Linked DNA regions of Mus musculus: region 2 is linked to region 1. A link is a contact called in ENCODE Hi-C or POLR2A ChIA-PET data. All regions are on one chromosome and are shown on one strand. Each heading gives the region's core, a stretch centred on a gene start or an enhancer-like site at or near the end of the contact. The rest is flanking DNA. Distances are from core to core; before and after follow the strand shown.

Region 1 (5,581 bases), core at 1,899-4,398:
TTCTACTTTATCCTGTCAAGAAAATCACCCCAGTTCCCCTTTCTATATCACTCCAAATCTCACAAACAAGTCTTTTTTCCATATATATTTATTTTCAGAGTCAAAGTCATCTTGCACATATCATCCTAAATGCTTTAAAAGCTTAGATTCTGCCGGGTGGTGGCGGCACACACCTTTAATCCCAGCACTTTGGAGGCAGAGGCAGGTGGATTTCTGAGTTCAAGGCCAGCCTGGTCTACAGAGTGAGTTCCAGGACAGCCAGAGCTACACAGAAAAACCCTGTCTCAAAACAAAACAAAACAAAACAAAACAAAACAAAACAAAACAAAACAAAACAAAATAAAACAAAAACAAAAAAAAGCTTACATTCTGAACATTTTCCTGTCATTTTAGATGCTATTAACTGCTTTCCTCTGTAAAGCCAGCTCATTAAATGATACAAAGGCTACACACTGGAAGAACCCAGTCTTCTCCAGAGTCCTATTTGTTGTGTAAGGCAATTGCTGCAGGGAGCTTTGAGAATGGTTTCCAGAATTTTCCTCCTAAGTTCCATTTAATGATCAGTTGCTTTTAGGCTCCTGGACTAGCACTTGGTTTACAGACATTGGCACTGCACCTCCTGGACCTGGAGAATAACCGGGGTAGTTCATCCGACTCAATGCTTCCTCAGCTCAAGTTGGAAAGGGTATAAGGTAGCAGTTTCTAGAAAGACTTTGCATTATGGTTGACCAGTGTTCTAGAGATTGGATCCTATGTTTGCAGCTAGACTTCTTCCAATCCACAGAACAGCTGTCTGCCATCAAGAATTACCTACCTCACATACCATGGGTACCAAAGTTGAGAAATGGTGCTTTGGATGAGTGTAGCTCACAAAGCTGGGTGTTCCAGGCCAGCATCTTTCTATCCTGCAACTTCCATGTCCAGTGTTAAATGCCCTGGGACTCTAAAAATATGGAGAAGCCATATGAAACCACCTGGAAGCTCGGAGCCCACACCACAGAGTTCAGCACCTAAGAAGGGAGTAGAGAGGGGAGGGGGAAGGAGTTGAGCCAGTTCCCAAGGGAAATGGAACTGATAGGGAAGGTTGAGATTGACTGCCTGACTCACCTCTGGCTAACCTGTGGCAGCCCACTGTGATTAACTATGATTGCCCTGTCTAGCCTAGTCTGCAGCCCCCTAAAACATGAATTGTGAAGTTGTGAGTGGGGCAGATTGATGTGGTCAGCTGTCGCTGGGGAACAATGACACACAAGAAGCAGCAGCACAGGGGCTAGAACTCCAGCTGCTTTTAGATCACATGGTTTGTTTGTTTGTTTGTTTGTTTGTTTGTTTGTTTGTTTGTACTCTTGGGGTTTGTGGTGCCTCTGTGAAGCTCAGTTTCCTCTTTTGTAAATTGAGAATCCTAATTGCCAAGTCTTTATCCCTATACTTGGTCATTCTTCTCCCAGAATTGTAGCACCAGTAAAAAGATGGAGGACATATCTATCAGCAAGGGATAGGAACAGAGATGGGAGATTAAACTCAGATCAAGCCCTTTACCAACCCGGGCTTATAGATATGCAGGTATGATGCAATCAATCAATAGCCAGTAAAGGGGGCAGAGGGACTCCCGTCCTTTCTGGGAATAGCAAGGCTTTTCCAGGAATTTGGGCATGCTTTTATGGTTTCTCTCCATTGACAACCATCAGTGCTGTAGGAAGGCCACTTAAGAGGCAGGTGGGCAATAGTGAAGTTGGAGGTTATTTGTCTTCTGCTCTGTCAGCCATTGTAGCTACAGCCAGTCTTGGTAAAGTCACCCGAAGAAGAGACTGAAGGCCTTTGAGAATCCTGCCTTTATAGATAAACAAGCTTACAATCAGGTCGGGAAAGTTGGCAGTACAAGATTAGAGGAGGGTCACATCTTGGCTATGGTTAGTGAGGAGATTAGAAGTAGTATCTATGTATCTCCCAGTAGCTCTGGCTCATGGTGGAGTTCTGATGTACAGAACCACTGAGCACAAGGTTAGTGTACTGGCTCTTCCTGGTTGTCAACTTGACTATATCCGGAATGAACTACAATCCAGAATTGGTAGGCTCACAGTGACCCTAATCTGGAGGCTGGGAGATGCAAGTGTCTGACCTGGATAATGGCATGGAAATCTTGAGGCATAGTGGTTATGAATCCGAGAAGATTAAGACAGGGGAGATCTCTGAGTTTAAAGTCATGTGGGACAAAGCAAGTTCCAGATCCAGGTGTGATGGCACACACCTTTAATCTGGGCACACACTTTCTGCTGGAGACCTACATAAGGACATTGGAAGAAGGAAGATTCTCTCTCTCTCTTGTTCACCTGCTTGCCTTGTGGGACTGAGCAACTGCTAGATCCTTGGATTTCCATTCACAGCTGCTGCTCACCATTGTTGGAGAGCTGGACTACAGACTGTAAGTCATCAACAAATTCCCTTACTATATAGAGACTACCCATAAGTTTTGTGACTCTAGAGAACCCTGACTAATACAGCAAGGCCTATGGATAGTCATTTACTATACACATCATTTGATTTGTTATTAAATACACAGTACATTTATGAGGGCTATGTGCTAGGTTCTAAGGAAATAGAGAAGAAAAAGACAGTCAGGTTTCCTCACTCAGTGCACATTTATAGCTTGACTGCTGTATTCTGTAAGGCCTGGAAAACACTGGGTGGTCATTTCCAGAGGAACTGCTGTGTTTGCGTTTGAAGGGACTGGTTCTCCCTTCAGGCAACAGCCTTGGTTCTGAAACTAGGGATGAATGTGTCTGGAAGCCGGGACTTGGAGATAATAGGGAACTTTTGACATGGTGACCGGCATAGGAAATGTGGCTAAAGAGGACCAACCATGACTGAGCCAGTCTGTGGCTACTGTGTGCCAACACCTGAACCATGCTTTGGCCAGCCCGTGTCTGCTTGAGACCAAAAGGACTGTGGATGGTGAGTATGTTTCTGGACGGGGATATAAAGTGGATAGTTTAATTAAAGTCGTTATTTATAATTCGGGAAGTAAAACGAAACAGTAAGAAGAAAATGAAGTGCTTATCGTGAGGAACCTGGAAGCACGGGCCATTTCTTCTGAGACTCGGGGCTCCGCCGGACTACTTTTTCCGTAGCACCTATCCGGCACCAAAGCAGCCGAACTTCCGTCCCGTTTCCGCGGAACCGGAGCTTGAGGTGCTACGGTGAGTGTCGGCCCTCGGTGCGCCTTTCGGCCTCCGGTTTCCTTGTGTGTGGTCGGGCCACCTCGCTTCTTGTCTCAGAATCGCGCTGGCGGAGTCTGGCTTTGTGAGCTGGTGTCTGAGGAGGCCTTTCTTCCTGAGAACCCGTCCCTGAGGACACCGTGGTCAGGGTCTCTGGGGCTCCCGAAGGAACTTCCCCCCACACCCCTTTAACTGTAACCAGAGAACGAGACTCACTCGAGCTGGATCTGCGTGGCTTCCGGTAAGTCACCTACCCGGCTTCCTGGCTTTATTTAAAGTGCATATTATCGTAAGTTAAAAAAAAAAAATTAAGCTTCGTGTGTATGCTAGGCATCAGGGACTCGAGTCTTGTGGGCATGACAGTCTTCAACCAAGTACACAAAGTTACACACCTGTCCCTGGAACTGAACGGCAACAGGGTAGCCAGAGTGTCATCACCAACATTTGACTTAGTCCCGGGTCGAGGAGGCTTTACTAAGATTAAAAAAAGAAAAATAATTGTGTGACCAAGTGCTATGGGTAGAGTTTTCTCTGGTGTGAGGGTAAGAAAGAAGCCAGTGTGGTTAGAACAATCCTTCGGATTGGGGTGGTATTAAATTAGCTGAAGAGTTGCCCAGGGAAATTCATGCAGCGTTTTCGGGCCATTCCCTAAAGCCAGATAGAGAACGCATTGAGGACCAAGTACTCTCCACTCTTGGAAGGCGGTGAATACGCTGAGGAGTTGTCTCTGTATTGCAGGCTTGTGAAGAGTATTCGTTTGTGTTTCAGACTTTTTTTTTTTTTTACTGTGAACTACAGTCACAAGACTTTTATGCTGTGATCACATGTATATACAAGCACATGTCTTCTTGGAACCATTCCTATCCTTGTTACTTGTGGCATTCCAATAGCTTAAAAGTTCTCTTCTTGGTGCTGGAGAGATGACTTGGTGGTTAAGAGACTTGTCTGCTCTTCCAGGGGACCTGGACTCAGTTCCTAAGGGCGCCATGGTGCTAAACCCACCTCTAACTCCAGTGTCAGGGAATTCAGCATCCTCTTCTGGCTTCTGTGTAACTTTTCTCATTATTTCAGATAGCTTTCTGTCTAAAAATGATTTCCTTCCTTCTTTCTTTCTTTCTTTCTTTCGTTTTGTTTTGTTTTGTTTTTTCGAGACAGGGTTTCCCTGTGTAGCCCTGACTGTCCTGGAACTCACTTTGTAGACCAGGCTGGGCCTCGAACTCAGAAATCCTCCTGCCTCTGCCTCCCAAGTGCTGGGATTAAAGGCGTGCGCCACCACCGCCCGGCTAAAAATGATTTCTTAACTCAAGATACATCTTGCAGTTTGAAAAAGAGTGCTAATTTAGAGTCTTTTCTCCTGTTTTTTTAGGTAAAGACAATGAAGTGTGCTCCTAATATTTTTTTGTAAAAGGATTTTTTGTTTGTTTTAAATAAAAGAGTAAACATCAAGCAGCACTCGATTTTTCTGCTTGTGTATTTTGAGGCCACTTCTGTGTAAAATACAAATATCTGGTTTTCAGTAGTCTTATTCTGTGGATATTTCTTTTGGGGCCCAGTAAAGATCCTGGGTAGTGCCTGTAATCTGAGTGTTTTGTCAGTAGGATGAGTAAGTGACTTAGTACTCAGTTCAGTAAAAGTTGAAGTACTTGATTGGCTTGCATTGATTGGTTCTTGCTGAAAACATTCTTACAGATACTGCAGAGACGACAGTGTCTGCTACACAGTTGTTTTTAGCATCGAGTGCATGTGAGTGCATGATGGGGTGGTGGGTCATATGCTGGGGCAAACATGTGAAGGTTAGACAGCTTTGTGTGCTCTCTTTTCTCCTTCCACCCTTGAGTGGGCTCTGGCCATCGAAGTGAGGTTGTCAGGCTTACAAGGCAGGTGCCTCTACTCACTGAGCATTTGCCAGCACCCTCAACCCCTTTGCTTTTAATCAAAGTGTCTTTATAGGGAATTTAAATGTGGATAAGATAAAGAATCCAAGCCTCTCCTCAAGCACTCACTGTAGACCTGCCATGTCAGTCTCTGGCGGGATTGTGACTCTGGGGAAGTTGTTTGATCCCTGGACTTTCAGTGCTTTTGTTTTGTGATTGTTTGCTTGTTTTTAAGACAGTGTCTTGTGTATGTGTCCCAGGCTGGCCTCCGGTTCACTGTGTACTGAGAATGACTTTAGTGTCTGATCCTGTGCCTCTGTCTTTGTCTATCACAGAATTTTTTTTGTAATCGTTTTTGTGGTTCCAAGGATCCTTTGTGTATAATGGACAAGCACTGCACCTGATGAACCGCGTTCTCACCAGCCGCTTGGTTTCATTGTTGATTTCTGAGAAGACCGTCTCTAGCAATCAAGGGTGATTTTGAACTCCAGA
Region 2 (5,581 bases), core at 1,854-4,353, 170 kb after region 1:
TGGGCTTTCCCCTCCTCCCTTCTGTGTCTCTCCCACTCCCTCTGAATCACACCACACAGATTCAGAAGCTGAGATATCACACAGGGACCTCAGCAAGTGGCGTGGGGGTGGGGGGAACTACTGTGTGGCACCCTGGTCCTACCAATTACATTCTCTATATCTTCAATTGTGATATGGTCACACAAGAGCTTGTGTGTGCGCGTGTACACACACACACACACACACACACAGATACATACACTTAGGGTCATTCTCCACCCATATTGGAAGCTCCAGGCTGAGTTGGACAAGTTCCAGTCCAGAAAACATTCCAGCTCCTGCTCAGAGGCCCAGGGTACTTTCTTCAGTGCTGTTGTGGCACTGAAGAGGTACGTGTCCCTCCCTGGGCCTCATATTGGTTATCTAGATCTTGGTTGTGACCAATGGTCTTTATCTGTGACCATCCAAGTCACAGGCTGCTTTCCCCCTCTTTTTGTCCTTTTTCTCATCCCTTAGAACTCATCTGGTTTCTTTCATTCCTTTCCCTGCACGCACACACACAGGAAGGGAGTCTGACAAAATCCCTTGTTCTGGTCTCCCAAACCTGGTCCACCCTAATCTCTGGTTATCACACTGCAGATTCCTGTCAGCTCAGCCCATCCAATCCCCAGAGTGTCGGGGCAAACATCCTGTAATTTGAGTGTCATTTCTTACCCCTGAAGCTAAGGTTTGAGATTTAATCTAAGTTAAAGTAGAGTAAGTGCATCACTGCCAATTAGTGATGTCTGCTATGGCCAGAATTACACATACCTGCCATTCCTGACTTAACCTAGTCACACACACACACACACACACACACACACACACACACACACACAATCACAGCAGCGGGTGGGATGGTTCACAAAGCCACTACAGCCTAGAGGAAGTGTCACAGTCAAGGTTATTCAGAAAATAGGTCAAGGAGATGTTTCTCAGAGCCTTGGGTTCTTCATTGTCCTGTGGGGTTAGGAAGGAAGCCACACAAGGACTTGACAAAGAACAGAGAATCATCTGGCAGTGGGAACAAGATGATTAGAGGCTGTCATACTGGTCAGGCAGGGGACACTGGTCCTCTCCGGGCCATAGGGTCAGAGGGAGTAGGATTCAGGAGGCCTTTCTTGGACAACTGCCAGCATTTCCTACTGCTGAAACAGGCACCTCTGCTCAGAGCACTGGGCACAAGGCAGGCTTCCTCCTTACATTCCGCCATGTCCCCGTCCCAGATTGTCCTAGTGAGGGTTTCTGTTGCTGTGACGACAACACCATGACCAAAAAGCAAGTGTGGGAGGAAAGGGTTTATTTGGCTTCCAGATCACAGACCATCATTGGAGGAAGTCAGGACAGGAACTCGAGCAGGGCTGGAACCCGGAGGCAGGAGCTGGTGCAGAGGCCATGGACCTTGCTGCTTACTGGCTGGCTTCCCCTGGTTTGCTCAGCCTGCTTTCTTATAGAACCCAGGACCACCATGAACTGGGCCCTCCCCGACTGATCACTAATTGGGGAAATGCCTTATAGCTGGATCTCATGGAGGCATTTCCTCACCTGAGGCTCCTTCCTCTCTGATGACTCTAGCTTGTGTCAAGTTGACACACAAAAGCAGGAATGCACAGCTTTTCACTGTTCAAATTTTCTTTTCTTTCTTTCCTTCTTTCTTTCTTTCTTTTTTTTTTTTTTTTTTTGGTTTTTCGAGACAGGGTTTCTCTGTATAGTCCTGGCTGTCCTGGCACTCACTCTGTAGACCAGGCTGGCCTCGAACTCAGAAATCCGCCTACCTCTGCCTCCCAAGTGCTGGGATTAAAGGCGTGCACCACCACGCCCGGCTTCAAGTTTTCAAGGGATTTACCAAAATGGTGACCCAAAGGGGAAACCAGCTGCCAGTCTATCTGGAAAGGACCCTTTACCCTCTCCTAGAAGCCCAGGCTCATGCAGGAGGGTCTGAGGCCTATGTGCCAGTGTTACACCTCAGGCCTGGGTCAGCCAACTGCTCCTCTATGCTAGCCTGACTTGGGCAAGGACTCAGTCAGTCACAAAATCGTCCCCATACACACCTTACAGGACCTGAGGCGGGGGGCTGGGAGGGGGGTGACCAACAGAGAAGGGTGCTGACATTCCTCTAGGACCAAGGTCTCAGACTTGGTGAAGTCCAAATTGAAGCTGCCAGTGAGTTAGTTCTTCTGTTCAAGAGAGTGAGCTGGATCAAAGGGTCAAAGACTTGCTGGTGAAAATTCTGTCTCTGCCTGGTTTCTCTCCAGGGGATACTCAGCACTGGGGAATCCCAAAGAGAAAGGGGGACTTGCCCAAGGTTATGCAAGAAGTGTTACTGAATCGAAAGGACACAGCAACACATGAGGTGTCATAGCCATTCAAGAATTTACTTTGTATTTTCACCTAAAGCAAATGAAACTGAATAGCATGGTGTAGCCAACTCCTGCTTTTAGAGTGCTTAGCACAGTGCTGGCATCAAGTAAGTTTGTTGCTTTTGCCATTATTGTGTCTTAATGCAAAAGGTAGACTGGAAACAGTGTTACCTTCTTCATTTCCCACAGTCCTCTGTCAGATCCCAGTACAGAAAGCAGGCAACCAGCGGGCTTGCCAGGCAGCAAAGATCTGTGCTTGGCAGAACCTTCTGTAAATGGACTGTCAGTCTGTGGGCGGGGAGGGGGCTCACTCGGTTGTCACATTTTACAGAGGCACAGAAAGGTTAAGCATCTAACCTAAGGTCACACAAGTGGGATACTGAACCCGTCCTTAGGACCCTTGGGAGCACAGCAAGGGATGAGGCAAAGAGGCAACTAGAAACTGCGCGGCTGAGTAGCTAGGACCCGCGTGCGGGACAGAAAGCCCACGGTGGGCTCTCTCCTCAGCCTCAGTTTCCCTACCTACAGCGAGGCGTCGCCACCAGGGTGAGCCCGCAGGGACGGACGGCCACTCCAACTCCCGTACAGACCACGCATTGCGTTCCAGCTGGAACCGGTTTGGCGGGGCGGTTCGAGAGGGCGGAGCCCCTCACTCGGGCATGCGCGAGTTGGCGCGGGCGCGCACTCCCTTTCAAGACCGGCCGGCCAGGGCGTGGGCCGCGCGGTACGCGTGCGCGCTTGCGCTGTGTCCCGCTTGCGCGCGCCCCCTGGCGGCCCCGGAATCCCGGGCGACGCGCGCGCGGCTGACGCGAGGGGCGGGGCCGGCGCGGGGCTTTAACCCGGAGGCCCCGCCTCTCGGGCGTACAAAACCGGAGCCTCGGGCCGGGCCGCGTGAGGGAGGAGGGTGAGTGCCCGCCGCTGGCCGCAGCTGCCGCCAGTCCATCCGTCACTCCGTCCGTCTGTCCGACCCACGTCGTCGCCGCCGCCGCCGCCGCCTCCTCAGCCCGGACGCCCGGGGCCCGCCCAGCGCCACCCGGAGCAGCCGCGGCCCCGCGAGGAGACGGGCGCCGCCTCCGCCCGGCCCTGCCCTGCCCCGTCTTCCCGTCTGTCCGTCTGTCCGTCCGCCCGCTCGCCCGCGCTTCCGTCCTTCTGTCGGGCCACTGGCCCTCGGGCCCGTGTCTCCGCTGAGCCCGCTTTGTCTCTCCCTAGCTCGCTGTCTCTTTGTCTCTGCTCTCGCGCTCTCGGCCCCTCCCTCGCTCCAGGATCTCGGGTCCCCTCTCCCAGCGCTCCTCTCCTCTCTTACAGCCACGGGTTCTGGCACCCCCATTCTTCTGGACTCCCTAGATCTTTTGGGGCCTCTCCTTCAGAACACACTCCACTCCCCCAGGCCTTTCCTGAGCTTACCACACATCTTGAGGGTCCTTCTTGATGCATGTGCCCCTGATTTCCTGGGGGTTATCTCCACCTAGTCCGCATTTCCCGGAGGGTTTCCCACTTCTCCGGAGCCTCCCATAGCTATCAGAACCTTTTACATCCCTTAGTGGTCTCCTTGAACCCCCAGTGTCTCCCCAGCTCCCTAACTTAAGAACCTCTGCCTTTCCTGGATTTGTCCGCTGTCGCTGTCACTGTCTCTCCTTGTTCTCCGAGCGTCCCACTTCTCTGGACCCGGTCCCCCCCACCCCCCTTGCTCTCCCTGCTTCTTTCACGCGTCTGTGTCGGTGGTCTCATTGCTGTCTCTAACGCCTGCCTCAGCCTTCTCTGCCCGGGGCTCTTGCTCCTTTGCTTCTCTGCCCGATCCCCTGTCGCCCCTTTTCTCTGCTCCTTGTCACTCCCTCTCCCTTTTCTGTCTCTGCCGGGTCTCTGGGTCTCTGACCCCCATCCGGCCCTCATGGCTTTGTGTCTGGAGCTCTTGAAGCAATGTGAGTGGTGGGGTGTCCGGGTCGGGCCGGGCGGAGTCATCCCGCAGGCTGGCCGCGGCAGAGGCTCCATGGGGTTGGCGCTGGGGCAGGGGCTGGCGCTGGGGTAATGAGGCTGTGGGGCCTCTGGACCAGGGGAACAAGGATGGTGGGGCCAGGCTGTCTGGCGAGGGGGTTGGGGGGAAAGGGCCTTCCTGCCCTGAGGCTTCTGCTTGAGTTGCTTAAGTGTGTGGAGTGCGCCCTGGGCTGGGTATCCCTGCTGGTTTGGCCCTGCATGGCCTGGCACTTTGTGATCGCTTGTGGGCAGGCCTGGGCTATTTTGGAGCCGACAGCAGGATGTGATATCACTTGGGCGTTTATTTAGACCCAGCTGGGGGTGGGGGCTGCGTTCTTGCCAACTTGAGTAATGAAATTTTGCAGGGGGTGTGGCTTCTTAGACAGCTGGGCTATATGGTTGTGGTCAGAACTTTTCAAGCTACCCTGAGTGGGCAGGTGAACAGAGGTCTGTAAAACTTGGTCTTACTGAGACCAGGATGAATCGGAGAGGAATCGCCCTTACAATGATACTCTTGATTATTGTATCTGGCTGTCTTAGACTCTGAAATCTTGATTAGACCAGCTCTAAAAAGTTTGACTTTGCCTGTGACCCTTGCACTTAAGTCTCAGGTGTTCCATCTGTAAAAGGGATGGTGAATGGGGGTAGTGGTACCAAGGGGTGTCATGAAGATCAAGTGAGGCATATGCTTTGTAAACTGTCAACCTGCCTTTTGAGAGTCCCAGAGAGAAAGCTTCCCTGAGAGGGTACAGAGCAGGTGCCCAGGACTCGTCCACTCCCATCTGGTTAAGAAGTGTGCCCACCTCTCCAGAATCCCCAGTGCCATCTTGCTTCTCCTCGGTGTGTGAAAATAAGTTGGTATGCCCAGAGAGGTGCTTGTGCTGGGGAACGTTTGAATTTTCTGTGTGCCATTTATTATTTAAGGTTGGACCCTGCTAGTGGTGCCTGAAAACAAAGTCAGCCAGCATGTGGTGAGCCACGGCTGCTTTTCTCTGCGTGGAGCACAAAGGTCCTAGTTGAAAGGTTCTGCTGAGAGCTGGGGTCTGCTATCAAGGGCTCTAGGATGTTCTAGAACTTTGGAACAGGGAGTGAGACTAGATATCATAGTCCCTGCATCTTACAGTTAAGGTGAAAGTCAAGAAAAGCCAGGAGGGGGCTGGAGAAATGGCTCAGCCGTTAAGAGCACTGACTGCTCTTCTGAAGGTCCTGAGTTCAAATCCCAGAAACCACAT

Evidence for each region. Hi-C counts contacts between places; a loop is a spot of excess contacts on that map. ChIA-PET counts read pairs that join two places held with the same protein, here RNA polymerase II (POLR2A).
Region 2: a loop to region 1 is called in a map of gastrocnemius, with 2.9 times the contacts of the local background. The contact joins the promoter of 4930405A21Rik here to the promoter of Aar2 in region 1. A Hi-C loop is called at or near these places in 24 of 37 maps with a recorded cell type or tissue (CH12.LX, CH12F3, ES-E14 and 12 more). POLR2A ChIA-PET finds 5 or more read pairs at or near these places in 2 of 5 experiments (Patski and embryonic stem cell).

Annotation. Positions count from the first base shown.
Region 1 is chr2:156,544,428-156,550,008 of GRCm38, forward strand. Aar2 (AAR2 splicing factor homolog) reads left to right here and starts at 3,149. Exons shown (of 4, transcript NM_026661.4): 1 at 3,149-3,456.
Region 2 is chr2:156,717,806-156,723,386 of GRCm38, forward strand. It overlaps 4930405A21Rik (RIKEN cDNA 4930405A21 gene), which reads right to left and starts at 3,104. Exons shown (of 4, transcript NR_040505.1): 1 at 2,901-3,104. The region is part of intron 7 of Dlgap4 (DLG associated protein 4); the gene reads left to right.